Linked DNA regions of Mus musculus: all the other regions are linked to region 2. The links are chromatin loops, found by intact Hi-C in ENCODE. Cell type or tissue: left cerebral cortex. All regions are shown on one strand. Links, peaks and the distances in the headings refer to the core of each region. The heading gives the core; the rest is flanking DNA.

Evidence for each region. Hi-C counts contacts between places; a loop is a spot of excess contacts. Peaks named below come from ENCODE experiments on the same cell type or tissue, not always from the same donor. Only the 100,000 strongest peaks of a DNase experiment are listed, where the experiment ranks them.
Region 1: a loop joins it to region 2, with 4 times the contacts of the local background. A loop is called at or near these places in 3 of 42 quality-filtered maps.
Region 3: a loop joins it to region 2, with 9 times the contacts of the local background. A loop is called at or near these places in 36 of 42 quality-filtered maps.

The regions. Positions count from the first base shown.
Region 1 is chr13:106,898,350-106,908,676 of GRCm38, forward strand. Ipo11 (importin 11) reads right to left here. Exons shown (of 30, transcript NM_029665.4): 6 at 2,336-2,468; 7 at 570-628. LOC115488227 (a small nucleolar RNA gene) reads right to left here and starts at 9,483; the gene lies at 9,341-9,483. In left cerebral cortex, for the core only: no CTCF peak of the experiment used is centred there; no DNase peak of the experiment used is centred there.
Region 2 is chr13:104,933,695-104,944,021 of GRCm38, forward strand. No RefSeq gene overlaps it. Among named protein-coding and RNA genes, the nearest start is that of Gm41048, 24 kb to the left of the region's middle. In left cerebral cortex, for the core only: CTCF peaks have their summits at 6,362 and 7,691; DNase peaks (open chromatin) are centred at 6,382 and 6,925; H3K4me3 peaks cover 319 bases; H3K27ac peaks cover 395 bases.
Region 3 is chr13:104,801,176-104,811,502 of GRCm38, forward strand. Cwc27 (CWC27 spliceosome-associated protein) reads right to left here. Exons shown (of 14, transcript NM_026072.1): 2 at 10,042-10,138; 3 at 6,545-6,657; 4 at 5,462-5,605; 5 at 3,743-3,841; 6 at 3,076-3,179; 7 at 957-1,026. Among named protein-coding and RNA genes, the nearest start is that of Cwc27, 11 kb to the right of the region's middle. In left cerebral cortex, for the core only: a CTCF peak has its summit at 4,703 (motif pointing right); a DNase peak (open chromatin) is centred at 4,718.

The DNA.
Region 1 (10,327 bases), core at 5,274-7,773, 2.0 Mb after region 2:
CTTGTTGGAAAAGGTGTGTCACTGGGACCCAGATCTGACATTTCAAGACATCTGCCATTCCCAGTGACCTCCTCTGCCTCACTTTGTAGTGGTAGGAATCTAACACAGGGCCCCTGTAGATACAAGCACCTTATATTAACTACATCTACAGTTCATGTACTTATTCATCAAACCTTGTATAAACATCATATATTACTGATATGAAGAGAAATATCTCACTTTTAAAATATCAAAGACTTAACTGATGTTTAGAATGTACCTATTAATATTGTTAAAGCATTCGAATTCGTAGGAGTTCAACTTAAATTGAAATTAACAGTCAGTGTACCTATAATTGAAAAATATCCTAGGCCCTAACTTTTTCTCTAACTTCATCTCCTTTCTCAGAAGTGTGACCTGGTGGAAGCTAACAACTATAAAATTCACTATAACATACAAAAAGTACAAAAAAACCTACATGGCCACTCAACTAACACTGCTCCAAATCAATGGCAAATAAAAGTAAACCAATCAGAAAAACCCCTAACCCTTCCCAAGGTCAGTTGTCAGAAGTCCTTTCTATTTCTTACCATCACCTCCATATTCTTATGAGGTTCCACAAATCCATTCACAGTTAACTTCCGCAGCACTGAAAAGCAAAAAGGTTCATTTGAAGCATACTTTTTCATATTTTATTCTATTACAATCATAATTAAAATGAATGTGAGTAACAAAACTCAGACAAGATTAAAAGACACTTGTCTCCTCAGTTAGTAGATAAAGACAGGCCACCCAGTCAATTTGGGTAAATACAAAGCCTAGTTCTTCTGAACAAAATGAGCAATGCTTGTTCATGTAGCTACACTAGATGCATAACTGTTAGGACGACTTATTTTGAAATTCAGGGTAATTCATTCTTAGAAACTGTAAGATACAACTCAAAGCTTCAACTTTAGGCTATGTAAACAGTGTCTCTCCTAAAACCAATGGAAAACTAAATTCTGTACATATCTGGAGTAGATGAGAATGCTCGATAGTAAACACATCTTACGGTAGCTAAAACCTGGTGTACAATGACAATTAAGGTCATAGTTTTTTGAGTCAGGGCTAGATTTAAATCCTTTCTCTGGTACTTATAACTGTATTGCTTAGGGCAGTTTTTCTATATCCACTTTCCTAGTGGGAAATGTGGTTACTATCTGACTGCATAGTTACTAAAGGATTCAATAGTATCATACATCTAAAACAGCACAACTCCACAGCGAGGATGATAGCATAAAACAATCTGGGAGGAGAGGGTAGAACCTAGGGTCTCTTGAACACCAGGCAACACACTAAGGTTGGGCCTCATCCCAGCTGAATATAAAATTTAAAGTCACTTTATTAAGTAAGCATTGCTATCTATATTACTACAGAATTATCTGCTAGATAATGTTCATGAGGCCAAAGACCATATACTAAAATTAAATTTAGGCTGAGTGTGGCAGTGTACATCTTTATGCCAGGACTCAGGGAGCAGAGGGAATCAGATCTCTGTGAGCTCAAGAACAGCCCGGTCTTCCTGTCTACTGAGTTCCGGGCCTGCTTGTGTTTTTTAAAAAAAGCTCAAAATGTAATTGTCTACAACTCAAATGTGGGCAGTTCTTTAAAGCCACTCACACTTTTGTTGACAGATCTCACCCAGTTGGGCTCACAGTTTAGGGGTTGTGCATACACAGTCTAGTCAGTTCGTGTAAGTGATGCACTAGGATTGTTTCAAGAGAGCATGGTGAGATTCTAAGGTATAGTGCTGAGTAGATCAGGGTTAGGAAGAGGACTGCGTGGGGTGATGATAACCAGACAAACGAGTGGGCAGAAGGAGTGGCCTTAGTTACTCAGTAAGGCCAGTAACTTGGTTCGCAGAAGGTGAGATGGAAATGATGCTACAAGAATGCTTACAAGCACACTATAGGAAAGCATGGGCCAAAGTAGCATCCCTACAGCCGCCCCCTAAAACAGGGCTTGCCCTGCCTGAGGCATAAACGTGAAAGACCCCACTCAACTAAGCACGCAGGACTGGAGCATTAACAGGACAATGGTGACAGTGGGGCCCAGAAGGAGAAATGTACAGCAAAGTAGAGGCACACGGAAGAAGCATGGTGGCAGGCCTGAAACCACAGTGACATAACTCTTCCACTGAAAAGGCCTTGATATTGTGACATTTCTTACCAAACAAAAAGAACTCTAGTTCTTGTCATACAGAGAAATGCAACCATCTTCTCAAGTACAACTGAGAAAGATATCTGTCCAGAGCAGCTACTTGGGAACTGTGCTGGGCATGATATTTCAAAGGTGAGCAGATCAAGTTCAACAGTACCTTTTAACGATAGCAGTGTTCGCTCTAGTGAACTCAGAACCGCAGCTTCATTGCCAGAAGAAACGTGCTGCAGAAATGTGTCTGTATGATGGTTCCACAGAGAACAGGCAAAATTATAAATTCCAGAAGCTAACTGCAAGAAAATGCACCAAATCTGTATGTTACACACTTTAATAATAAATTACAACTACAAAGCAATACATCGTGGCCTTATAATGAAAACCTTATCTTCAGTAAAGATTTTAAAGAATTAAAAAGTATGATGATGCTTGGAAGATTTTTAACTATAATCTTTTAACAGTAATATTTATAGTGTACATTGGTTGCTTTAAACACATACATACACACAGGGGTATATTCTTAAAGAATTAGTCACTTGGGATTCAGCAGTTAAGAGCACTGACTGTTCACCTACAGGTCCTGAGTTCAATTCCCAGCAACCAAAGGATTGCTCACAACCATGTGGTTGTAATGGTTGTAATGGAATCTGGTGCCTTCTTTTAGTGTGTCTGCAATAGTGCACTCATATATAAAATAAATAAATCTTCAAAAGAAAAAAGAATTATTCTCTTATAACAATATCTATCGCCAGGCGGTATTGGCGCACACCTTTAATCCCAGCACTTGGGAGGCAGAGGCAGGCGGATTTGTCAGTTCGAGGCCAGCCTGGTCTACAAAGTGAGTTCCAGGACAGCCAGGGCTACACAGAGAAACCCTGTCTCGAAAAAACAAAAAAACAAAAAAAAAAAAAAAAAAAAGAAAAAGAACCAATATCTATCCCATCAGTATCTATATTTTGCATTCATTAATGGGTTGATAGCTCATTTTTAAGCCCATTATTTATGGACCATCACTCAGTATGCCACACACACTCATGTGCTAAACTATGAAGTTAGTTAGACTTCTGTGTTCCTCCTCCAGCTCTGTCCATGGTGTTCACATAGTTAAAGCTAGAAATACACAAACCACGTGGCTTTCAGAGTATAGTTCTAACCTAGACCAATGTTAAAAAAACTTACCAATGGGCTAGGAACTGGCTGACTTATACAGTGCCCGCGCGGTCCCCCCCCCTGGCTGTTTCCTCATAGTAACCTAACCTCTCACACCATTCCCGACTCCTTGACTAGAACGCCCACTTTTCTTAAATTCAGTACCATAACCGACCCATCTTCTCAACTGCAAATCCTCCTCTGATAGCTCTCTCTGAAGAGTCTATTTTACAGTGACTATCTTTAAACAAGTATTCAGCTATTTTATAATTGTTTAGTCCTACTGTAAAACAAGGGAAGACAGATTTAAAGAAAGAAACCATACTCCAGAAGCCATCAACTAATGTCTGCTTCTAAAAGGCTCAGACGGGCTCTGGATTCTAGTGCCAGATCATTTTCAAACCTCTGTAGAGAAAACTCACTACAAGGACTTTTTATACTGTGGATGCTGATTATGCTATGCTGTGGAGAGAACCAAAGCAGCTATGAGCTCCAGCTTCATATTGTAACAAGACTCTTTATAAGGAAGAGTCAGTAAAATTTTTACTCAACTAAAAAGGCAATACTTTTTTTAAAGAAACCAAAATGTTTATATTTTATACTGCACTTTAATGTACTTTCTATAACTAGGTGCAAAAGACCATGACAGTGGAAATCATAGTCCTTGGCTGGCATGGATCCAACGCCAGGCTTGTGACTGGGTGGTGCTCTTGAACAAAAGGCCACTTGAAGCCCAGATGCCTGCCAGGTTTTCGTCTAACTCTTCCCCTTTTCAGTGATCCTTCTATTGAAAGGAAAATAGCAGTGCTGGGTTTTTTATGTGCAGACTGTCTCCTCGGTTTCTAGGCACTGTCATTTTCTTCAGTGTGTGTAGTATAAATGTCTTCACACCATGAACGAAAGGCTTTTCAGATCTGTGCCCCAAGCAGGCAAGCAGAGTCCTGCCTGGTTTATATTCTGGCACTTCCCCCTTCTACCCTGTCTTCTAATGTCAGGCCGTGGCCTTAGAAGGGAAGGGGCAGGTGAAGGAGGCAGTGGTGTGGGGCAAAGCAGGTACTAACTGTGTGCTTTCATTTGCTGGAGGAAGGGCTTTGATTGATGATGAGGCAGGGATTTACGTTTAATTCAGGCCAAAACTCAGTAGTACTAATATGATGAAGCTTAAGCATGATTATTTATAAATTAACGAGGAAAAATACATTTGCTCACTTTGCCCCTTCACATTGCATCACTGTGAGTGGTCAGGGAAGTCATTGTGTGAAGTTCCTATCAAGAAAAGCATCAATGACTTTAGAGTACCCATGCAGTCCTTTGTTTGGCTTATTTTGACATTAATTTTGTTGGAGAGAGATTTAAAAGCAAACAAAAAAATGAAGCAATTCCCAAGTATTCAGTGTGAGTCCCATGTTTTTGAGTTAAGGTGCTACTTTGGGCCAGCTGACATCTAAGATTGGCAGTGTGGATTGTGAGGTCTTGCAGCCACAATTCCAACCCCCTTCAGTTTTACTGCTTTTGCTAACAGATACTTGCTCTTTCACTAAGAAGTAACTTGTACTTGTAGAAATGTAGTTTGAAAACATTTCACACTTCAACTTTGTATCCATTTAAATTAACCCTTTTTCAATAAAGCACTATTGTTTAGATATTAAAAAAATAATAAATAAATAAAAATAAAAGGCTCAGACGGAAAAGACAAACTAGTGAAGTAAACCAGGTAAGAGGGACACAAATGGTTTTTTCTACATTTTCTTCTAAAAAACATGGCAGGGAAGTATGTTCATGAAGACACTACACAAATAAGCTATATGATAAGCACTCCTGAGAACTGGCTCTCGAAACCCTTAAGCGGTCGATATTCTATTTCTAACCAGAAGATAGAGTGCCGCCAACCCACAGCTTGGTGACTTCACCTGAGAAGCACACACTTAACCCCTTCCAACACACAAAGCGAGCCATTAACGTAGGCTTAACCTGTCTTACCTTCTCAAGTATTCTTAGATACTAAGGTCACTGTCCTCACAATTCCCACTAGGAAAAGTTAGCAATAAAATATTAAAGCCATGGAACGTATCACCATGCAACAAACTGTAGAAACCAGGACACTTTCACCTGAGACTAATCAGCAAGAAGCAGTCAACAAGCACAGAAGCCGGGCACACAGCATGGCAGACAACCAACAGAACAGAACAGAAGGGAAGGGAATGGCACTCTTCTAAATTAATTAAGAGATCTTAAGAGATAGAGTTCACCTCCTGGCTCAAAGAAATGCTATGTAAAAATATCTCTGAGAAGAACTGGAGAACAATCAGATAAGACGGGAATATGAAGTCATTTGTTTTTCACTTTCCTCAGGTGTGGCACATTAAAGAACACATTTAGATAGATAGATAGATAGATAGATAGATAGGACGGACAAACAGACTGACTGACTGTTGCAGCCTGTGTTGGACTGGGAAGGCTCTCCTGCGCTCACACCCTTGGCGCTGGCTCACCGCTGTGTTCACCATTAGGCCAGCTCCATTGTGTTGCCCAGGTAAGGTGCAGGGCCCATTGTCCCAAGTGCTAACGCCAGTGAAGAGGCAGGACTAGCTCTCCTGCTCTCATGCCAATATAGTAAGGACAGCTTAAGCAGCGAAACTCTTCATAGCAGTCTTCCCACACAGCTAGCTATCTGCACCTCCATCCTACACGACCAGACCCTGTCCTAGCACCTATGACCTACACGCATACATATCTGTGCTTCTAGGCTCAGCCAATCAGCTTTCTCCTAGATAGTTTTAGCTCTATATAATCTAAAAAGAGCTTGTTCCCATGAAATTTTGCTTTATACTTTCTTGTTTGTTTTTTGAAGCTAAGGTTTTATTACATGGCTTAGCAGGCTCGGAACTAACTAGAAAGGATGTCAGTTTGGCCTCAAACTCACAGAGCTCCACCTGCCTCCGCCTCTCACAGGTGCCACCACGCCCAGTTTAAATACCTTCATTTCTAAGAACAGAGCTCTTCTTCCATTGTATTTTGGGGCTGCTTTGTTTTTCAGTGCTGGGAACTGAATCCAGACCCTGTGCTCTTCCTAGGCAAATAAACACTCAATCACTGTACCATATACTCAGCCTAATTATTTACTTAACAGTTATTAAGCACCAACCACATGTGCAGTTTTCTAGGCTAGATAGCAGAACTGCAGCAATAAAAGTGCTACCTCAGTGATCTGAGAAAGTTAAGTGAACGTTCAGCACAATGTGGTAAATGGTCCACCAAGCTTAGCATCAGATGCTAGGCAGGCTTTTATCGCAGAAGACAGGGAAAAGAACTGAAAGGACACTACAACAAAGCCAACCATAATACTGAAGCGACTGCTAGGCTAAAACAAATACCTGAGAACCAATCAACAAATAAGAAGACTGTACCCTTTAACAGCCCAAGCAATTCATACTTTTATTGCTGAGTAACCATTAATAAAGGTTAGCTGTAACCCAGAATGTTCTACATATTTGACGTTGAAAGGCAAGGGGGGGGGGGGGGGCTGGCGAGATGGCTCAGTGGCTAAGAGCACTGACTGCTCTTCTGAAGGTCCTGAGTTCAAATTCCAGCAACCACATGGTAGTTCACAACCACTGTAATAAGATCAGACGTCCCCTTCTGGGGCATCTGAAGACAGCTACAGTGTACTTATTTATAATAATAAATAAATCTTTGGACCGGAGCCAGCAGGAACTAAGTGAGCAGGGTTGACCGGAGCAAGCAGAGGTCCTAAGTACAATTCCCGACAACCACATGAAGGCTCACACCCATCTGTACAGCTACAGTGTACTCATATACATAAAAATAAATAAATTAATTTTTAAAAATAGAAAGACAAAGTAGATCATTTCTTTAATCCTGACTCCTAGAAATAGAGCAAAACAAATGGGAGAAGTGGTGCAGCCTTTAACCTCAGCACTTGGGAGGCAGAGACAGGTGGTTCTCTGGGAAAGAGGCCATCCCTATCTACATAGGAAGGTCCAGACCAACCAGGGCTATATCAAAAAAGAAAAAAAAAAATCTGTGTAAGGCAGATGGCTCAGCAATTAAACAAACACGTTCTAGAAGAGGACCAAGGTTCAACTTCCAGAACACACATGGTGGTTCACAACCATCTGTTAACTATAGTTCCAGGGGATTTGATGCTCAATTCTGACTTCCAATGGCATCAGGAACACATATGGTGCATATACATACATGGAGGCAAAACATTTATACACAGATATTGAAAATAAACATTTAAACACAGTTGTAAAATAAATCAACAGAAATCAAGCTAACATGATACCATGGTATATCTCTGTCCACACATCTTCACTTGCAAAGTCTGTTACAGTGAGTCTGGTCTGGTTCAAGATCTCTGGCTTCTGTGACACCATCAGTCTTGTCAGGACTCCTCTCAGTTATCCTGCTGTTGCCCTGTACTATAGAGATCCTGTAGCTTTGGAACAGCAGGACTGTGTTGGGCTGGGCATGCTCAGTGCTGGCTCACCCATGTGTTCACCATTAGGCCAGCTCCACTGTAGGAGTAGCCTGTTGTGAATGGCCAGCCCTGCCACCTGGACCATGGTGAAGTCAAGCTCTTTTCTTTGCCCAGGAAAGGTGCAGGGCCTGCTCTCCCAAGTGCTAAAGTCAGTGAGGAAGCAGGGCCAGCTCTCCCAACAAAGTGAGGAGAGGTGGGCACATCACTCCCACACCCATGCCACCTCAGAACAGACAAATGGCAGGGCCAGCTCTCCTGCACTCTCGTCCTTGGGGCTGGCTAACCTGCTCCCAACCACTGGGGCCAGCTCTGCTGTGCTGTCCAGGCAAGATTCAGGGCCCGCTCTCTGGAGTGCTACAGTTGGTGAGGGGCAGAGCTAGCTCTCTAAAGCTCATTGACTCTGTGAGCAGCTTTCCTGACTGCCAGAGGTGGGGACAGGGAGGGATCACCTCTGTGCCCAAGCCACCCAATAGCAGACAAGTGGTAGAGTCAGCTCTCCTACACTCACATCTGTGGAGAGCCATGCTGCGAGCAATCGCCATTATAAGATGGCGCTGGCCTCCGCTGTGCCTAACTAGTAAACACGCCTTGTACGCAGGTGCGAGAGTGAACTCACGCCTAGTCACTGCCCATCTCGGAGCGTAGTAATGGGGTGATGGGAGAGCAACAAATCAGGAGCTGACACGCCACATCAGGTGCTGAAACGCCATGGCTGAGGGCTATATAAGCAACACCATTTTCCAGGGTTGGGGTCTTCCCTCCTGAAGAAGCAATAAAGCTTGCCGCAGAAGAACCGGTGGTTGCGTCTTTCTTGCTAGTCGAGTGGGACGCGACACACATCCACACACACACTCCCCGCCTTCAGAGCCAGCTCTTCTGTGCTGCCTGAGCAAGGCAAGGGGCCTGCTTTCCACGTGCTGTCAGTAGTGAGAGATGGGGCCAGCCCTCCAGAGAGGAGCATCCAGTAAGGGACAGGGCCAGTTCTGCACAGTCCCTGGACATTCAGGCGGTCCCAGTGGCTGCCCCAACCAGGGTCATCCTCAAGTTCTCTAGTGGTAATATAAGCCATGGTCATTGACACTGACCACTGCCACTTCGTAGTCACAGACTCAGACATGGCCCTCAGTGACAGCTACGGCAGAGCTTGACTTCACCATGGCCCAGGTGGCAGGGCTGGCCATTCACAACAGGCTACTCCTCTCCACTCCTGAGTCTCCAGTCCCATCTCTTTTCACAATGCTCCGGCTGCTCCATTTCTCTGTCTCTCCCATCTGTCCACCACATACTCGCACACTGTGGAGGCTCCAGGTACAGGCTGGCCACACAGCTAGCAGGTCCCTGAGTGACATCCTCCATCCATGCTGCTATGTGGAGTGTCAGCAAGCAGATGTCTATGGCCTGCCTGTGCCATTCACTAGAAGGCAAGTCTGTGGGTAGCATGGTGATCTGAAGGTCTCTGTCAGTCTTCCTCTTTCTGAGCCACCTTTGATCTGATTTGGCTTGATTTGATTTTTATGAGTCCTAGGCATAAAACAGCTTTGGCTACCAAGCCAGGTGTCAAGCTAGGATGCACAAAGGACTGCCATCTGCTCTGCCCCTGACTGACACAGAACACCACCACCAACAAGGGGTTTCTCCGCCCATTGCTGGAAGTAAGACAAGGTATTTAAACCAACAAAGTTAAAATGAAGAACATAAGAGTATGTAAGAATTACTATCTAGAAAGACAAGCGTGGTGCGGCATGCATGTAATCCTCACACATATACATACAGCACAGAATTGGGAGGCAGGGACAAGAACAGGAATGCAAGGCCACCCTTGGCCATCTGAAGCCAGTCTGGGCTGTTTCAGAAAGGAAAGGGAAGAGGAGGAAGAAGTAGAAGCAGACAGGAAGGAGGAAGGAAAGAAGAGAAGAAAAATGCCATGACCCAAGATTTATAAGCTACGCCCTCAGGAGTGAGGATCTCAGAAGAGTGGCTCTGAACCTCATCACCTGCGACCCAGAGACAGAAAACTAATGTGCATTTGTTGCTGTTCCTTCTTCCCTTTTTTTGTGGCTATGTTGTCTGGAGTAGTCTACAACTCCTGACCAAGTGACTCTTTGCCCTTAGTCAAAATGTAGTTGACCATATGTGTGTGTGTGTATATATACCACTGCATCTGTCAAAACTAATGTATTGAACATGAGAGATAGCCCAAAAATACACACTTCTCCCTATTTCCCTAAACTATCCTCAAACATGAGGCACTACACTGTGCACCAGGGAAAAGTTAGCTAGCTTTTTGTGAAAGAATAGAGGCTTACAAAGACTCTCATCTGGAACTCTTTTCTCTGGCTGCCCCATTAAACTGTCTATCTTCCGCAAGCTGCCAGCTCTTCAATTACTCCTCCCCATGTACAGCTAGGAGTCTCCTTTAGAAATAAATAAAGCATCTCACAGCGCTTAGAATCTGTCAGGTGTTCTGGCTGTAGCTGTGCCAGAATACCCTTTATTTTA
Region 2 (10,327 bases), core at 5,297-7,796:
GGGGATCAATGTCTTCAGAAGAGACTGTGCTGGACATAGTGCTGTATACACTTAAACCCAGCACTTGCAGGCAGAGGCAGGAGAATCTTTGTGAGTTTGAGGCCAGTTTAGTCTATGGTCTACATAGTGAGATGAGAGGGAGAGGAGGGTAGAAGAGGAGGAGGGGGGAGTGTATGCTTTCTTCTCCAACCATGTTCCTCAGCCCTGTGGTCTGCAGTCCATCAGAGGTCCTTCATCTGGACCTGACCATGCTGCTCTCTTGCCTTGAACTTCCAGCCTCCCTAACTCTGAGGGGAAAGTTCTGTTATTTCTAAGTTTTTGTTGTAGCAGCCTGGATGTGCTAAGACAGAAGTAGGAAGAACAGGAAGCTGGTAGCTCCCCTACTTCTAAAGACACAAAGAGGGGGAGTTGCTAATTTAATCTGGCAAGAATTACGGCCCCAGGAGTGCTGTATGACTTTGAGAGAGAAGGTAAGAGTTGGTAGAACAGGTACCTTGAAGACCTGTTCTCTTCCTGTGACTCTAGCTCCTGGAAAGGCATTCCATTGGTTAGACCAATGTGAGGTCAACAACTAGAGCAGGTCAGATGGAAGGGTAATGTGATGAGTATGTAGAGACTGTGACACAGACCCACAGGAGTATTCATCCCTTGACTACAGATGGTTTGGAATGTCCAAAAAAACCACATGTTGGTATGTGGGAGAAACAAAGATGAAACTGGCCCTGGTCCTGTGGGAAGTCATTATTTACATCTTGGAAGGGATTCTTGATGGGTTACAGTGAAAAAAATAAAAATGGCTTTACTTTTTCAAGTGATCCTCATAGCCTGTGCACACGGTTAAATTGGGCTTGGAATAGAGAGCGACAGGTTGCTCTTCTGCATCCTCCCACAAACTCTTAGAGGTTAAGCCTGTTTAATTCTACAGATCATCCCCATACTTCCCAAAATATGCTTACACGATGAACTCATTTGTTGAATGATCGTTGACTTCCTTTAGACAACTTGTCTTTGGAAAATAGCCCCAGAGAAAAGACTTGTATTCAACAAAAGTGTCAAACCACCTCTTGCCTGCAGTCTAAATCACCAGCCAAGAGACTGGGAGCAGCACAACTGTCTAACACTTTCATAGAACAATTATTGTTTTGTAGCAGTAGATGGATAATTTAAAAAGTCAATTAGTAGTGTACATTAGTATTATAGTACTGCAATGAAAAATAACAGTCTGTTGTCCCAATCCTAGTCCATCTCCAAAGCTCCAGTTTTCAGCCCTTTATCTTTTTCTTCTGCTCTCTGTATCCAGGTCTCTAGATGCATACTGCAACATTATGACATATATGCATCAAATGCATTCATTATAGTCATATAGATAAGACAATGTTTGCAAAAATAGTTTGTCTCTTTCTTTGGATCTATTTCTTTTACTGTTAAATTTATTTCTCCACACCTTTGGTTGAGGCTTCCAAAGAAAATTCTATAACTTAAAGGTTAAAAATCTCAATAAAGCAAAAGGAGACATCTTAATGTAAGAGCACCATCCTTGAGGTATACATGAGCTGTAAGTGCTAGCTAATGCTTTAAGTTTACTTAAGGAACCATGGGTATGTACTTCTTCAAGATGGCCCTCACCTGGTATAGTGGTAGGTGCCTGCAATCTCAGTACTGATGAAGCTCAGTCAACTTGGGGTACACAGTGAGTCCTCATCTCAACAGACAAAGCAAAAGAATCAAAACAAACAAATCTATTCAAGGGCATTTCACAAAAATATTCTATTTTCAAATTTTTATTCATGACTATGTATTATTTTCCATTCACCCCAATACCACATTCAGCTTTTCAACAAACTAAAACAAAATCTAAACCAAACCTAATCTTAGCTCAAGACCCACCATGCCACAAAGACAGACTCTTTGATTTCTTGCCTTGAATTTTGTCAAGTTTCTCCCTACTGAGATGGGATAAAGTATTTGTATTTAATATTTCATTTGGAACCCAAATTTACTGTATAACATAATACTAAATTTATTTTTTTTATAAACACCTAACACTCTGGACCTGTGTTCTGTGTCCAACAAACTGTTAGGAATATTATGTTCTAAAGTTGTTTTTTTTTTTAATAAAACCAATTCAGTTCCATTTTTGAATACCACATTTCCCCATCATTACAAAAATCCTTTTGAAAGCATTCTTTCTGCTAAATGGTTTGGCGTGGTGTCTATTTTAAGCATATGAGCAAGCAAATTATTTCCTTACATGAGAGCAATGTGTTTAAATTACGGAAGAAAATTTCATCCAGCTCCATAAACCTTTGTCAGAGAGGATGTGGGTGTGTCGTCATCAAAGACAAGATGCAGAACTATAAGAACTTCTAAGGGGAACACCTCAAAATTAGAGGCTCAGGGTCTTTGGCATGACACACAGATAAAAATAAATCAAATATGAGGTGTGTGGAATCAAAAGGCAGGCTATTATTAGTGTTTGTAGTTTCCAGAAGGTAGAGGCATTAGTGTGGGCTAAGATAGTTGATACCCCATTCCATGTGGCTGTTGAGGGTCAGAGTAGCCTAATAAACAATAAGTTGGACACAGGGTTGAAAGTGCAGGGTTCACAAGATAAAATCGAATGAACCAAGTCAGTGTGGAATATGGCATGGGGGTATGGGTTATAAGGACATTCTATGACCAATGTCTCTGAGGATACATACCTTAAATTTACACAAGCATACTTTAAAAGTGTGCCATATGCCAACAAAGTTTAGCCATGTGTCTTAGCTATGGTTTCCATTGCTGTGAGGAGACACCATGACCAAGGCAATTCTTATAAAGGACAATATTTAATTGGGGCTGGCTTACAGGTTCTGAGGTTCAGTCCATTATCATCATGGCTGGAAGCATGGCACTGGAGTAGCTGAGAGTTCTATATCTTCATCCAAAGAAAGCCAGGAGCAGACTGTTTCCAGGAAGCTAGGAGGAGGCTCTCTAAGCTTACCCCCACAGTGGCACATTTTCTCCAACAGGGCCATACCTACTAATAGTGCCATTCCCTGGGCCAAGCATATTCAAACCACCACACCCTGAGAAAACCTTTTGTATTGTAGAACAATACAAAGTGATTTAAAGTAGAGACTCATCTCCAAGAGCGCTCAAGGCAGGTAAGCTTTAAATGAGCAAGACTTGCACTCTTCCCGTGGATTTTCTATCTTCAGCTCAGGTTGCCTTGGGCTCCTTTGTGTTAGCCCATTTCCCCTGTTTTTTTCCTCATAACTCTATCTCACTCATTTTCTTTCCCCTTTACATTCTGGCCCCGCCAAGAGGCATTTTGGAAAGAATGGAGCTGTTATGTGAAAAGCGGCTCCTTCCCCAATTTGTGCTTCATCGTTGCGTGGCTCGTTAGACTTCATGCTTTTGCCAAAACAGAAGCTGCAGGTGTTGCTCTAAAAACAATCTAGATGTATCCTGAAGTGTCCCCAACCAGTGCAAAATCTGAGCTGAAGTTTACCTAGAGACTAATGGTGGGGACACGGAGTCTGCATTCTCTTACCAGTGGGCTAAAACAGATCAATTCAAGGAAAGCAATTTATCAAAAGACCAATTTGCTGGGGAGGGGCGGGAAGCAATTTGCTGAACACCAGCTTACCCAAAAAGTGATTTATGGATGAGCAATTAGCTGATTAAGTAATTTATCAAAAGATCTATTTGCTGAGTTATTAGCACACAAAACATCTTTCTATTAACTACTATAGCAGAACAACACATTTATTTGTCCTAGCAACAAAACTGCAAATGTAGCGTAGCTCTTTGATTTTTTTTTTTTTTTAACAATTAATGTAATCTCTCCTGCAAGTACCTCTCTTCTCTATTCAGTCTGTCTGAGTCCTGTAGGATAGGAAGCTTCATACGAGGATTTCTCTCTGTTACGATTTTAATTTGTAAGGAGATACTTCGAATTATTTAGCGATGGTCGGCTCCAGGCATTGCACAAAGCAAGGTTCAGCAGCTACCTCTTGGAAGGCTGTAACTTCCCCTCCACCCTGGCTAGCTTGTTCTTCTCTCCAGTGATTTTAGTCCAAAAAGCAGGAGGCAGACACAGCTTGCTTTCTTGGATTTTATTATTTTTTTTCCCTTCAAATCTCCTGGAGGCGGAAGAGGACCAATTGCCACGCCCCACCCCCCACCCCCACCCCGACACACACACACACACACACACACACACACACACACACACACACAACCGCGGCTTGTTAGAACTTCCCTTCATTTCAGGGGTGGGGGTGGGGGTGGGGGTGGGGGTGTTTCTCACTTCCTTCCTCCTGTCAGTGGGAGCGAGAGAATGATGAGAGTGGCCCCCTGCCTGAGAACTGAATTGATTGGGGAGAAGAAAGAGAAACAAAACAAAACAAAACAACAACAACAACAACAAAACAATGTTTCATTTGGGTTGTGGACTTCTGTGTTCACCTAAGTTAGATCTGCAACCTGCTTGCTGTACTGCCTTGTTCCAGGGAGCAAGCAGGGATGACCACCGCTAGATTTTAGGACAGTGGTTCTCAGCCTTCCTAACGCCCCGATCCTTCCAACGCTAATGGCCACGAAATAACTGTGTTTTCCAATGGCCGTAGGTGACCCCACCCCCATGAAAGGGTCATTCGACCTCCTAAGGAGACTCGACCCACAGGTTGAGAACAGCTGTTTTATAAAGTTTCTTGGGGAGAGTTTACAGCCACCGATTCCTCAGAGATGCTATTCAAGAACTGCTCTTTATTTGCAGATTGTGATTCTCAGATATTTTTAATTTTAGGTGTTTTATAGGCCACAAATATTAAGGTTCCAAATATTAAGTTTTGTTGTTGTTATTTTAAATGAGGGAGTTGGTCTTTTGTTTCGATCTGTTTTCCATCTAGTCTCCTTACTTTCTTTTTAATCCTTTTTTTATCAGTAGATATTAATTATGTGTAATGGGCCTCCTGAGAGTTTTATACATGTAAATCACTACTTGAGCATATCCATTACTGCGGTCCTCTCTAGTTTCCTCCCCATCCTGCCAGACTTCCCAGTTAGTCTTCTATTTTATGTCTCGTTTTTCTTTTCTTTCTTTTCTTCTGCTGCTGTTTTTGAAGACCTGATGAGTTTCATCAGGGTCGCCAGTACACTTAATTAGTAATTTTGTTTCTGGGGTCTGACAGACGAAGGTAGAATTATGGTGGCAGAATGGCAATTGTGTCCAGAGCCATTTCCCGACATCTGTGTCCGAGCCATCTGGGCAAGCAGGGATCTTCTTTTTTCCTCAGAGCCTCCACTTGGCTTCTATAAGCCCAGGGGCATTTTCCCTTTCAACTGTCAGGATGCTTTCCAGGGCGATGGAAGGAAATGGCTGCCATGGGCCTGTTATACCAGCAACACTCACCAACTACGGAACTCTCTGAGATTTGGGAAAGACTTCGCTTTGCTGTGTTAACCTGGAGGAGAGCAAGGCCCTCTTCCAAGCGCGCGGTCTCCAGCTTCTGGGCTTGGCTGCCCCTTTGGGAGAGCTGCCTTTAAAGAGAATTGTAAAACCAGTGAGCTTGAAGCAAACCCAGATTGGGAAATGATGTCCGAATGGGCTGAATTGTGGAGCCTGGCACCAGACACACCACTAAGCTGAGTTACTGAAACACTCAATGCTGTTAAGCAAAAGGTAGTTGCTGGTGCCACGTGGTAGAATTTTCACCGAGCCACAGGGCACCACCATGTGACCAGTGCACGTGTCACTCACGGCCCGCATCACCAGCTGCCCTGCTGTACTTGGAAGTGAGGCGCTCTCCAGGAATTAAAAAAGTAAATATAAAAATAAATTCCCCAGACATGTTCAAAATGAAGACTTGTAAAGTTACTAGCCAAGCAGGTTTAGCAGGTCACCATGCTTATCAGACAACTTTAGTTCCAAATATCGTCTGGCTCATAAATCTCTGTGAAATTGAAAAACTGGGACCTGTAGATAATTGCTTTTTGCTAAACAGATGTGTGTTGGAAAGAATTGTGTGTTTTTGGAAATAAGCTCCACTTATTTGCTAGATGAATATATTTGAGTTACTGTTTGATTAATTTCAGAACTTATTGTTATACAAAATGAAAATAGCCCTTACATAGGTGAGTGGCAGGATTAAATTACACGAGCTAAGATATTTTTCATGCTTTTAAAATATTTTGAATATGTGAACAATTTACTTACAGATATTCCTGTCACAATAATGAAATAGCAGAAAACAAAATTATATTTTCCGTTCTCTCATGATAAAGTTTCTTTCCTTTCAATATGTTTTTTAATTTAGCAGAATTAGAAATAGCTGCAAAGACAATGAAGCACAAAGCGCTGTATTGCCATCTTTCGGACGAACTAGGAACTGCACTTGTGTGCAGGTAAATAAAATGTCAAGTCCTAGAATGGTTGGTTATTTATCAAATGGTTGTATAATGGTAACTATCTATAGCTTCTGCTCCATAGAGTCTGAAGGCCTCACTACAAATCTATAGCAAGTGGAGGGAACTGAGTCTACAGTAACAAGTACTTCTCAAAGAGCTGTGCTTATAGAAGCGCTGGCTGCCGGAATGGTTTCTGTTAAATCTGGAAGGGACATTAGAAGTCGGTCCTTGCGGATGGCTTCCGGTCTGCTTCCCCAGAGGGGAATTCAGTCAGGGGATTTAGTAATGGGAAGAACAGTTGATTTAAGTTTAAGAAGCTGCGTGGAGAAGAGAGATAGTCATTCCTTGGCGAAAAGGAGAGCCCACCGACAGCCGGGTTGTACATAGAGCCGCGTGTCCTTACGCGAGTGAGTGAACATATGAACAGACACAGGAAACTTGTGTCAGAACTGGTTCTTGTCTGACCCTTGCTTCTGTTTCTGAAGTAGGAAGAGACTAGAGACTCAGTCCTAGTTGTTTCCCTCATATTCTCCTGGGAATCTGAGTGCTTGCCTTCCCCACTTCACACTGCACCCTGCCGTGTGTGGGCAGGACCACTCGGAAGACTGGAATTGGAGGAAAACTTAGAAAAATCTGCCCACATTCCTCAGGCTGCATAAGTTGTACCTACAGAGGGGTCTGAGCAGCTGTTTTGCTGATGGATTTGAGTAACATAATGTGCACTGAGCTGGGAGTGGGTGCGCGTGCGCTGGGGAGAAGAGATGACAGGGTGGAGGCAAAGGTCAAGAGTTGAGCTTTCTAACATCATCTTTTGCAGGAAAGTCAAAGGCACTGAGAGCGCGACAAAGGTCCTTTGCCCAGCCAAACTTTAGTCAGGCTTCTGAACTTTCTTCTAACACATCGGTACACACACTCCCTTACCAACATCCAGCCATCCCCCAAACCTTCTGACGTTCTTTTTTTTTTTAATTTTCTGAGCATCAATTATTATTATTATTTATTTTTTATTAGGTATTTTCCTCATTTACATTTCCCAATGCTATCCCAAAAGTCCCCCATACCCACCCCCCCTCCTCTACCCACCCTCTCCCCCTTTTTGGCCCTGGTGTTCCCCTGTACTGGGGCATATAAAGTTTGCAAGTCCAATGGGCCTCTTTTTCCAGTGATGGCCAACTAGGCCATCTTTTGATACATATGCAGCTAGAGACAAGAGCTCCGGGGTACTGGTTAGTTCATATTGTTGTTCCACCTATAGGGTTGCAGTTCCCTTTAGCTCCTTGGGTACTTTCTCTAGCTCCTCCATTGGGGGCGCTGTGATCCATCCAATAGCTGACTGTGAGCATCCACTTCTGTGTTTGCTAGGCCCCGGCATAGTCTCACAAGAGACAGCTATATCTGGGTCCTTTCAGCAAAATCTTGCTAGTGTATGCAATGGTGTCAGCGTTTGGAAGCTGATTATGGGATGGATCCCTGGATATGGCAATCACAAGATAATACATCACTTTCAATAGCTGATCAAATCCACCATTCTTGGATGTCTGATCATATTGGCCTGTCTCTAGCAAGAGTCTCAGTAGGTTCAATTAAACAGAATTTTCCCCAGCCCTGATGGTGACTGTTAGTAATTTTCTGTCTACTGACGACTCTTTTCCCCAGCCCCTCCTTCCCATGAGATGAAAACCTGCCCTTGTATAAGGAACCGAGTCCAATCTCCTATTCCCATGCAAAGTCCTATTGTAGAGGCTCCTATTCTCACCTATAGGTTCTGAATAAGGCTGACCTTACTATGTTTTAGCAAATATCATTGAACTTTTTTTTTTCTCTAGCAAACTTGGAGGTTATGGCTGACATTATCCCTAACTTTCCTCTTCTTCCCAGGTCTCCCAGTCCTTCCTTTAGGGTTACCTCCCGCCAAGACACACATACTGCCCCTCAGGAAAAAGGTTCTTTGGCCCAGCTCTTGTCCTCAGACTCTGCTCGCTTAGGCTGGCTGAGCATCAGGGGAGAGTCACTTCCTGCGCTGGTCTTGAGTGCCCTACAGTGGTAGAAGGGCCTGGTTGTCAGTAGGGTCCAAGTGTAACTCTTTGGAACCTGTTGGTTTGGGAGCTTATCATCAAAACTAAATTTACCTCTAAGATATGGCTGTGGAAGGGAACGTGCATTCTTCTTATTCATATAACTTAGGCCCTATGATTAGAAACACCTCCTGGTCTGGCTAATGAAGAGCGTCCCTGCCACCTGAAGAAAGCCTCTAAATAGTTTGAGAGATAGCTTTAGAAAAATCTGGTGCCGTGGTAGCAGATCCCTTTAAGGTAAACTCAATTTTATCTCAAAACGAATGCCTTTCAGATGTAGAAGCTGCTAATGGGTCCTACTGCGTGCTCCAGCAGTCAGCTCAGGCCCCTTTTAGATGTTGCACTAAGTGGTTGAACCGTGGCTTGGCTTAGATCTACTGTAGACAAGAGGCTTCTTAAAGTCTTTAACCACATTCTTTGTCAAACCCACTAAAACATAATTGTCAAACATTAGTAAGTTTCTGTTGGCAGTGTGAGGTGGGACGACCATTGTCCATGGGTATGGAAATGATAGTACTGATTTTTTAAGTGGAATATTGATTTTAAAGGGTGTGAGGGTAACTCTGTGGTCTGGTCGGCTTATATATGGATCTACTGTGTTCCCGAGTTCGTATACTCGGATGCATCTTAGGATTGTGCTAGGTTGATTGGGATAATTTCATTCCCTAATCCCCTCTCTTCAAGCCCATAGCACCCTTCAGCTGGTACTAGGTTCCTTATTTTATTGAGAAAACTGGGTGAATTGCCTCACCTTCTCGCCAGTGCTTTGAGCAGACTCCCTGTAGTTTGTACCCACACTACCCACCCTTGCACCTCCTGTCTAGTCCTGTTAGTGACTCCCAGACCTGGCGATACAGATTAAAGAACACTAGCTAAGCATCATGGCTCACATTTACAATCCCAGCCTTTGAGAGGGTGAAGCAGGAGAGTTGCTGTGAATTTGAGCCTAGCTTGGCTACCTAGTGTGTTTCAGAGCAGCCTGAGCAATAGAATAAGACCCTGCTAAAAATGAGCAATGAATCAATCAATCAAGCATAAAAAACAAACCCAAACCATAAAAAAGCCAAAACGTAATAACTCGAGGTCTAAATTCACCCTCATTGATTTTATTTTAATGATTCTTATGTGGGACATGTTTATACCCCATCCTTTTCATTAAAAAAATAAATCTGTATAAATTATTCCATCTATCCTGTCCCACCCACCACCCCAAGCCCTGCACTAAACCAAGGCTTTCTCTTCATGCTGGGCAGGTACCACCGAGCTCCATCCCCAGTTTCTCGGGACTTCTCTGTAATTTCTTCAGTGATGCCTCCTCTTGTTATTAAGCCGGTCCTTTCGGGACCCAAATTGGCTGCACTGTTTTTCTTCTTTCCCTCCTCCTCTATCTTTCCCTGAAGCTGCTCCTCTCCCATTAAACCTGCAGCTAAGTACTTGTACATAACTCCCACGATGGACATAAATATTCACATATATCAGGAGAGACAGACCTGGAGGATCGTTTGAGATGGCGGATGGTGATCATGGTGTTCACGTGGGCAGGGTAGTCTGGAAGGGTTAAAAGTGGATAAATGGAAACCTGCCATCACAAGCCCTTGCTCAGTTCTACCCAGGAGCCTGTATCAGATCCCTAACTCCTCCATGGAAAGAGAGGCTACATGGTCTCCACAAGACTTATAAAGTTTATACAGCAGTGACCTCCATCCCCTGAGTCCTTTCCCAAAGAGTCATGTAGCCATTTATTCTGGAAACCATAAAATAGGAAAAGGGGAATTTCTACATCTTCCAGCGGCCCCGGGGACAGAATCTGAGCAGACACTGCTGTTCTGATATTGTTCTTCTGTGCAACAGGGTTT
Region 3 (10,327 bases), core at 3,532-6,031, 130 kb before region 2:
TACACTCAGAACAGATCTACAAACACTGTAAAAGACATCCAGAATGGATGGCATTTGGGGTGTTAAACAAATATATCTCTAGCATCTAGAGGTGGACCAGGAAAACTGCTAACAGTTATCCACACAGAGCCCAGTGGGTGATGCTGCTAGTTCTCTGCTAGGAACACCAAGAGAATGTGATGGTGATAGTCTCAGTGCTCATTCACCTCCAGGGAAAAAATGCAGCTCACACATTTGGAACCAAAAGACTCTACAAGTATTTTCCTTGGATACAAATATCACAATTTGCTCCAAATGTAGGCAAAATGTTCCTGTAAAGTTTCTAGATGTCTTATGATGAGACTCATAAGTCTCTGGAAGGGGTTGGTAAAATAAAAGGTCACGGGGTAATATACAAGAATCTACAGTTAAGACACATGGCTAATTCCAGCTGTAACTTCTCGCTAGGTATGTGACTTTGGACAATTATAATTCTAATCCACAGGCATTATTGTGTACCTTGCTTTCCTTATGAATAAATCCAAGTATTTATATAAAGAAGGGTACCAATATCTATCTCTAAGGGCTATATTAGGAATTGAGAATTAATAAAGCAAACACAATATATGGAAATAACATTTAAAATGAATATTAAGTAACTGAGTCATTGATTGTTATTATAATAATGATAAACACTATTATATAGCAAAATAAAAGACAAATAGTAACTAAATTCTATTTATAAATTTGAATCCCATTCAAAATACTTTAAGACTGGTTTCAACTGACAAAAATATACAAGATTAGAAATAAATAAATACAAGCTATGCTTCTTTGAGGGGCAATCAACTCAGAATCTGCACAAACGGCCCTGCGAGCATTCAGATGCAGAGTCGCCATGCCACGCCGGCGAGAAGGCACACGTGCTGCGCCAGGAGAGCAGGAGACAGACATGCGACGGGCAAAGGGGAGCCTACCTGACTGACTCGGTTCACCTCTTCCTCCTCCTCCTCAGCTTCTTCTCCAAAAGAAAGTAAACTAAAATTTCTATCAAAGAAGAAAGAAGATTCAAGAGAAAAGTTAGACAAAAATCATAAATACCTCACTTTTAAGCAATAGCACAAGTTTCTAAGATGAAATACACTCTATTTACACAGTATTAGTCTTCAGTAGGAGGGTTTCAGGATCTTGGAGCAAAGGGCTTGGCCTCAGACTGCTAACACTTCACCTAGTACCCACAACTAATGACCAGAGATTTACTCTGGGTATTAGCATAATGAACTCGCTGACACATGACAGAAATAAGCTTTTGATAGCCATCAAAGCTGGGAAGAAAATAAACATTAGGGATTAGAGAAATGCTCAGCAGTTAAGAGCACTGACCGCTCTTTCAAAGGTCCTGAGTTCAATGCCCAGCAACCACCTGGTGGCTCACAACCATCTGTAATGGGATCTCTTCTGGTGTGTCTAAAGACAGCTCCAATGTACTCATATAAATAAAATAAATAAATCTTGGGAAAAAAAGAAAGAAAAAAGAAAATAAACATTAATAAATATAGACCCCAGATGGCTCAGCAGTTACGAACACTGACTGCTCTTACAGAGGTCCTGAGTTCTGCTGTGTCTGAAGACAGCTACAGTGTACTCATACATAAAATAAATAAATAATTCTTTAAAAAGGAATATATATATATATATAGAGAGAGAGAGAGAGAGAGAGAGAGAGAGGGAGAGAGAGAGGAGAGAGAGAGAGAGAGAACTGAGAGCACTACAGATGATTAACTTACTTTAATATCTGAGAAATACATTTTAATATTTTAAAACTAAGAAACACAAAAAGTTGATGGGTAGAAAATGTCTCAGATCTTTCAAACTAAACAACAACAGAAACTCAGGTAAGAGAAACTCTAAGTTATTAAACTACTCTCTTGAGTTTTAGAAAAAGTAAAACATTTGGCAACAACTGAGTAATTTTTTAAAAAATCTACATGCAAGCAATGACCATATAACATCCCTAACACACTTGCTCTGAATGAAAACAATAGGAAATACATAAGGAACTCAGACTTGTCATCAGGCTAGACGGTAACATGGAAACACTGTATCCTAACACGGTGACAATGACCTTTTTAGCATCAATGAATTAGAATAAGAAATCAATCATGGAATCAAAGAAAATCATACTGACACAGAAAGTGATTTTGCCACAAGACAGGTACTGTTTGTTGAAGTACCAGGCTCCTATCGGTCAGTTTATTAATGCAGCTTAATGTATTGACCTTGTTGGAGCCCAGTACACACTAAGCATCTATGCTTCTGTGTCTTATATGTACCCCTCTCAGCTCACCTTCCTGATAAGCAGGTATTGTGCTCATTACAACTGCCTCTATATTTGCCATGGGCAAGCAAAGCTCAGAAAGACTGATAAACTTCAGAAATGGGTGTGGCAGGCTCATACATAGAACTGTCTGAAGCTAACACTGAAATAGGATGCTGCAATTCAGCAAAATGGTAAGTTGAAATCTAACTCTATTATTTTTAATAAAACAAAAAAATTAATGTAAACAATATTGGTATAAACTACTAAACTTTATTAATAATAAATTTCTATTTTAAGACAATATCTTTAAGAAAAACAAAACAGTGAAGGAGATAGTTATGTTTAAAAATATTTATAAAAGATTATACTGAATAGCACCAAAGTAGATGACATAAGTATGCACTCCTATCACACACATGAAAAGTATCCTTTCTAGAGTTCTCGCCTTCCCAGAGTCTTTATACTAAGGATATACTAACTTAAAAATGAGTAAATATTTCTCAATAACCCAGCTATGGGTTATAAACTATAGTGAGTACTAAGTGTTTATTTATTAATACATGTTATCTGGCCATATAAGATGGTATTTTTTAGCTTAAGTTATATAATGTCATTAAATGTAAAAACTGTTCACTTTAACACAAACATGCTCATAATTCGGTCAGCACTCAGGTTCAAAATGACATCCCCTTCCTTAGTGAACAACCACTGCAAAGACCGACTGACTAAGTCAGTGTCCCAAGTAAAGTGAAGGTAAACCTCCCTATTGTGATTACTTTGTGCCTTTGGGTTTCAATTTCTTGACTTCTTCTTCTGGCTTCTCATTCTTGGGCTTTTTAATTTCTCTTGGAGTGATGTCATCAAAAGGATTAAACAAAACCTGTGAAAAGAAGTGTTTTGAAGGTATTATTCCAGGATATTTTTTATTTTATAAAAAAGTGAAAAATGCCCCTGAAGTTTTCTAATATCAGCATCTACTTCTCCCCGACATAAACACACTTTCAGCAGCCTCGCTGAGTGCCCCACAACATTATGTTCTTTTCAAGTCAAAGATGAGTATACCTATTTTCTCCCTGATACCTATTTTATGGAAGGAAAACTGTAAGGCCCCAGACAGACATTTGGACTCTGAATCAAATGCTCCTAAGGATTACGTCACTTCCTCAATAAAGGTAACTCTTAATTTACCTAGAATTCTAGTCTTTGAGCAAAGACACCTAATTCCTTTAATTCACAACCTAATTCATATGACTTGAGCTTTTCATTCTTTAGATTATCATCTAAAGTTTCATATTAGAATCCAACGCCTTTAATTTAAAAAAATCTGCATCAGAAACTGTGCTTTATTAAATAGACAGAAATGAGCCATGGTGTTTAGTATAAAGCCTTTACCTAATAGTTTAAGGATGCCTCTTAAATGGCGCCACACAGCCATGCTCCTACCTCACAACTCTTGATTCTATGTGGATTTCGGGGTCTTTCTTCATCATCAATATCTACTTCTGTCAGGCGTAGCATGTTGTACACTGTATCTCCTGTAACCTATCACACAAAGACATAAAATGTGATGGCAAACATCTGTGTTCATCTTTTAAATAAACAAAGGAATTTTGAAAATATTTTAAATAAACAGTAGACTTCTGAAAAAGGTGTTTTAAAATAATTAGAAGAGAACTTTACATTTAACTAAGAATAAGCAGTTAACAATGATGGTGAAGCACACTTGATTCAAGGCTGGAAGGCACAGCTGCACTCAATTTTGGTGGGGCTCAATCTCTTATTAAACCATTTTTGATGTTTCCAGTGTATAGAATGTCAGATACTAATACTAGACATACAGTGTCAACCTTCTTACTGAGTAACAGTTCATTTAAATATCACAAACAAACTTGGACTTAAAGCATCTTAAGTATTAACAATATGATAAATACTGTGCAGATTATTGTCTAATTTAATTTACACAAATACCCTAGAAGTAAGAATTACACTTTCCTTCTTGTACAAATATGAGGATAGAAAGTCAAAGAAGTTACAGTCTCAACAGTGGGAGCATCTCTACTTATAACTGGTATGATATACATCGTCTCTCACGCCTAGATTATATAACAGAGACTGTAAAACACAGGACAAGATTGGAAGCCAAATCTCATCTGGCTTTAAAAGAAAAAACAAAGAGGCAGGAAAAGTTCATGATTACCAGAAAACCCTGGGTTAAGAGTGCAGCCAAGAACAGGACAATGTCTACTTCCTAGTGTGTGCTTTTAAGAAACAAGCGACAAGCTTACATCTCTATGGTTTGGGATGACTCGACTTCAGAGGTTCAGTTGTCCAACCTTACTAAATTGCTTCCCTCCTTTTAGCATCAAAACCCTCTTTTGCATAGGATGTAAGGAAACAATTCTTACTGAACCAGCAGAGGGAGCTAAAAAGCTGTTCATGTCTACTAGGTCTAAGATTTAAATACAGAGAAGCTGAGATGAGAAGAAGATGAGAGGAAGATGCACTCAAGACCCCTCTTTAAAGAGAACGACTGAAAATTCTGTAAGAAGGCCCCCTCTCTCATTTGCTGTTAAATGTGGGCAGGATTAAATGGACACTATCCACAGTGATACTTCTGGTAAAACTATAAATACTAAGGCAACTTCCACTTTATATTTAAGAAAGTTCATCACTGGTAAACTTTAAGCTAAAAAATATTTTTGGCTGTTTTGTTTTGTTTTGTTTTGTTTTCCTGTAAAGCAGCCAGGCATGGTGGTGCATGCCTACCACTCAGGAGGTGGTGGCAGGAGGGTCTCTGAGTTCAAGACCAGCCTGGTCTACAAAACAAGTTCCAGGACAGCCAGGAACTACACAGAGAAATCCTGCCCTGCTCCCCAACCCACCCCCCAAAAAAAGGAAAGAAAGAAAGAAAATGTGTAAAACAACACTGGCTAAGTGGCCATAAGTAGCTAATACCACTACTATGACTTTAATATTGAGACCATGACAAATGACTGACCTGAAGCACACACAGCTCAGAAATCCCTTTACAGTTCTTCATAGTAGCAACATACTCCCTCATACAAGTACAACATTTTAAAGGCCACTATTATATAAGTTAACTGAAGGTATCATTGAAGCTTGAAGAATAATATAAAATCAAAACCAAGCCTTTCCACTAACCTTTCCAAAGATGGTGTGCTTATTGTTAAGTTCATCTGCTCGGCCCAGAGTAAAGAAAAACTGGCTGCCATTATCATGTGGACCAGCATTTGCCATGGCAACCAGTCCTCTCCTATTAAAACGCAACCGTGAGTGAAATTCATCCTGCAAGAATGAAAGAGATTTAGTGACTGTTCTCAAGTCATAACACCCTTCATATTCAATCAGCTACGCAGCAGACCAGCAAGACTCAGACAATTTCTAATCAAAAATACTGAAGCTTTATTTAACTGATTTTGAAGTACAATCAAATCCAAATTTACTATCTGTTCAATGCTCTTAAACCTGAATTCTGCAGCTTGTATGTTCTAAATATATTCAGCCCCGTAACTATCTTCTGGAAGTCTACTTACAGAGGAAGGATGCTGCTCAAAGGGAGTCAGAGTCTAAGTCTCATTTTCCTACTCACCTCAGAGTCCTCCAACCCTTTAAAACAGTCCAGTGTTCCCAAGAAACCCACCTTTGAACCACTGTAAAGCCACCAGCTATTGTTGCACATGTTATGAAGTGATGGGTTTCTTCTTGTTTTTCAATTCTGAGAATCTTCTATAAGTGCATTAATGTGATTTCACTGTGTTTTTAAAAGTCCTAAACCATTCTAAGTTGATTCTTCTCAGAGACGGCATGAGTCTGTCTTAGCAGAGTGTAACAGTGCAGGGCTCCACTGTTTCTCAGTTGCTTTCTGTATTCTGAGAGCTACTCAGAACTTCCCCTCAGACTGAACATTGGAATCATCTATGACACACCCATCTAGCACAATAAGTGCCTTTTAAGCATCAGAGACTATTTTTCTTTAATATATTAGCCTTAAGATCTGAATACAGTACATCTCACCAGGAGCCAGATAGACAAATACCTTGACTTTTGCCTTCTAGGCCTTCAGCACAAAGGCTTCCCATAAAATAAATCAGAAAGACTGCTCGGTAGGTAGTATTTGCTCTGATCTCTGAAAAACTTTAACTCCACTGACTTTGTATATTACATGAGACATTCTTGTGGGACACGATCACTTTTGAAGAAGCGTTGCAAGTAAATTGATCTGACCTTGAATGGGGCTCCATAGATAGATTCTCCACCAGTCCCAGTGCCTGTGGGATCTCCACCTTGGACTATAAAGCCAGGTACAACTCTATGAAAAATGGTGTTGTCATAGTAGGCTGAAAAATAATATATCAAGTTCTAAAAGTTAGTATCACTTTAATTATCACAGTTAATATACAAACAGAGCCACAAGATTTAATTTCCAGAATGCTAAATTGGCTTTTAAACCAAAACCTTTCCTCTCCACTTCTTAGAAAACAATCAATTTTCAAACACTATATGTTTCTACAGAGACAATGGTGGTTTAGTTTTGGGGGATTGGTTTGTTTGTCTTTAATCTCCATAATTATCAATTATAAATTACTGTTTTTAAATTAAAAATAAGAAGTTTAATACACACCAATGTCTTTCAACTGGAGGAAAGAGAAGAAGCAATTCTGCACCCTGGGGGCATTTATCAACATTTTCAAATATTTTTGGCTATCAAAACTGGGAAAACTGGGAAATACTACTGGCATCTTGTACAAGATGGCAAGAATACTGCTAAGCATCCTGAAGCCCAAAGGATTGTTTCTGCAACAAAAAATATCCAATCCCAAAGGCTAGCACTGCTGGGGCTCAGAAGCCTAGGTAGGAGATAGCTCATTTTTGCCTCTTCCATTTCTCCTGATAGAAAATTAACTTAATAATGTACAAAAAATATAAACCTGCAGATAGAAGTTCTAGCACTGTCTGTGCAGTCTCCTTTACGTTCAATAAGTGAAATAACGTACTTTATTCTAATTAAATATCTAAGTGATTTTTCAGAAATTATTTATATATAAAAATATAATTTCTAGTCACAAATATGCAGCATCAGTGGTCTCCCTTAGAATGCCTGGTATGAGACCAGAATCATTGAGAAGGAAAACACTAGTTAAGTAGGACAGAAGCATAGGACATCCCCTAAGAAAACTGAAACTGTTGCCTTTTGCTTTCTTTTCCTTCCTTTGTAACAATTTTATATTTTAAGTCCAAGATTAAATCTATAATTACAGATATTTGGGTTTTTCAAAGGATATGACCACCTTTCTTTTTTTTTTCCAACTTTTTATTAGGTATTTACTTCATTTACATTTCAGCCCCTCCCATCCATGCTTTCAATCATTTGCTTTTATTCTGAAAACTACACATTGTTGCTGCTATTGCTATACTGAAAGGTGCATTATAAGACTCAGAAATATTGTAACTTCTTCAAATCATTCTTCCTAAAGATTAAATAGAGTTATCTACATTATTTGACTCACCTAAGAAATACCTATCTTTTTACAAGTGTATGCATGTTTTGCCTGCATGTATGTCTGCACACCACATTCATGCTTGGTGACCATGAAGGCCAGAGGCAGCACAGGATCTTCCAGAAGTAGAGCTGCTGCTGACTGTGTACCGCCATGCGGGTGCTTGGAATTGGACCCCAGACCTCTGACAGGGCAGCCAGTCCTAAATATTAAGTCTTCAGCAGACGTAAGAGCTGAAGTGCCAAGCCATCTCTCCACCGGTCTTCTCAGGTTTTCAGTTAGTTAGCAATAATTTCATTCAATTCTTACCTGTTTAATCATTACAAATATTGCTCTGGTTATCTCTATGTCTGTAAAATTTCCATTCATTTCTTCTACTTATAAAAATGGGAGGATATTTTTTTTCGTTTTGATGCAGGTAAGCTTTGTCAGCCCCCAACTGAACCTCATGCTTATTTCATTGCTGTATTCTGTCCAGATTCTTTCTGTCTATTTATTCACCTGCTCCACGGATTGCAATTTACCATTCATCCTTTCTAGTGTTTTTGTGATTTCACTTTCCTGTAAAATTTGAGCTTCTTTAAACTTATTACCAGAAGTCAGACTTTTCTTTGTCTCATGTGTTTCTTAGCTTTGTTGACAGTTATTCTAACTAAACTACCTGTCTGATTTTATTTCCTTCCTGCCTGCCACAGCAATTACTAATAATGGTCTTTGCAGACCTGTTTTCTTCGTCTCATCTGAGGGACTGGATTCTTTTATCATTATGTCCTTACACTTTCCCCTGTCATGATAGATTTATCTAATTTCTTCTATTTGGAGAGCTTTGTCCATATCATATGACAGGACACTCTGGATTCTTAAATACTTTGTTTCTGACACCACAAAGAACACTGTCTCTAAAAATCAGGTCTAACTGGAAGACAATGACTTGCCACCACTGGAGACATTTAAAGTCGTATGTAGTACATTCTATACGCCAACAAGAAACTGTGAAAACTGTATGAAATGTAAAGCTGCATAAACAATTATTCAAGAATAAAAAATACTAAGTGAATATAAAATTTTGCAAAGCTTCTTATAAAGAAAAATTATCATGTTATGACACAGAGTGATAATGAATCAGGCCAGGTGGTAAGCTTTATGGAAAGCAGACTTTGAACAAAGTGATAAAAATTGGCTTTACTTCCATAAAAAGAGAGTGAAAAACATGGAAAGAAAGGAAGAAAGAAAGAAAGAAAGAAAGAAAGAAAGAAAGAAAGAAAGAAAGGAAGGAAGGAAGGAAGAAAGAAAGAGAGAGAAAGAGAGAGAGGGGGGAAGGAAGGAAGGAAGGAAGGGAGGAAGGAAGGAAGGAAGGAAGGAAGGAAGGAAGGAAGGAAGGAAGGAAGGAAGCAAACAAGCAAGCTAGCTAATATGAGGATTGTGGAAAAGGAAATAGAATGTTCAGGAAATAGAGGGAATGGCTGACTGGAAGCACATGATTAGTGGAATGAAAAAGAGTGGAAAGCTAGAAGCCAGGTCCTTAAAGATTCCAATATCATGTGTATGGACAGAAGGCAAAGAAATAACAGAGAAGAACAGGCAGGAGGCAACTACAGTCATGGAGATGGAAGTCCAGACGACCTAGGGAAGAAGCTGAAATTTGGTTTAGTGGTAGTTAACACAAGTTTCCAGGAGAGAGAAAAATTACACCATTAGATCAATTAGGCACAAGAAGGGAAAAAATGAGTATAGTTCTGAAAATAATAACCACTTGGTTAGAGACAGCACAGAGTGGAAAGGGTAACACAGAATGAAAGGCATGCTTTGGGAATGAATCTCCACATTTAAAGAAGGAAAGACGAGTGAGCAGCATTTCGCAGAGATCAACATCAGGTCTAAGTTGTCTCTGTTAAAAATGTAGCAATTTATAGTTTATCTGGAGGAAAGGTGTTACTCACTGCTCAGGTCCATTCGATTACTTACTACCTCTGCATAACACCTGAAGCAATGCAAAAAACACTGTAGTTTATTCTTTTCATTCTTTAGAAAGCTCATCCCTGCAGGGTTTTATCTAGAGAGTCTTACTGTGTTGCCTAGGATGCTCTGAAACTCAAAATGTTTCTACATCTACCTCCCAAGTGCAGGAATTACAGGAGCAGCCCAGTGTGCCCAACACACATGCCCAACAATGCCCAACTAAGGCAATCTTATTTCCAAAATTTCAATGAAGGTTACACTGACCTTCCAAACAAAGCTGAATGAAATTTCTGCATGCTTTAGGAGCTTCTTTTGACCACAACTCTATGTCAATATCTCCAGCCGTAGTTTTCAGTAAAACCTATAGAAAGATCATGACATCATATTAGGGTTTTTTTTTTTTTCTCTTGATTGGTTATTCAACTTGCAACACTAACAAGTAGCATTTTCAATTTCAGAAATATTACAAACTCAACTTGGGCTTGTTATTATACTGAACAAATACTCATTACAGCCCAGTCATCATCAGGCGATTCAATACACTATTTTC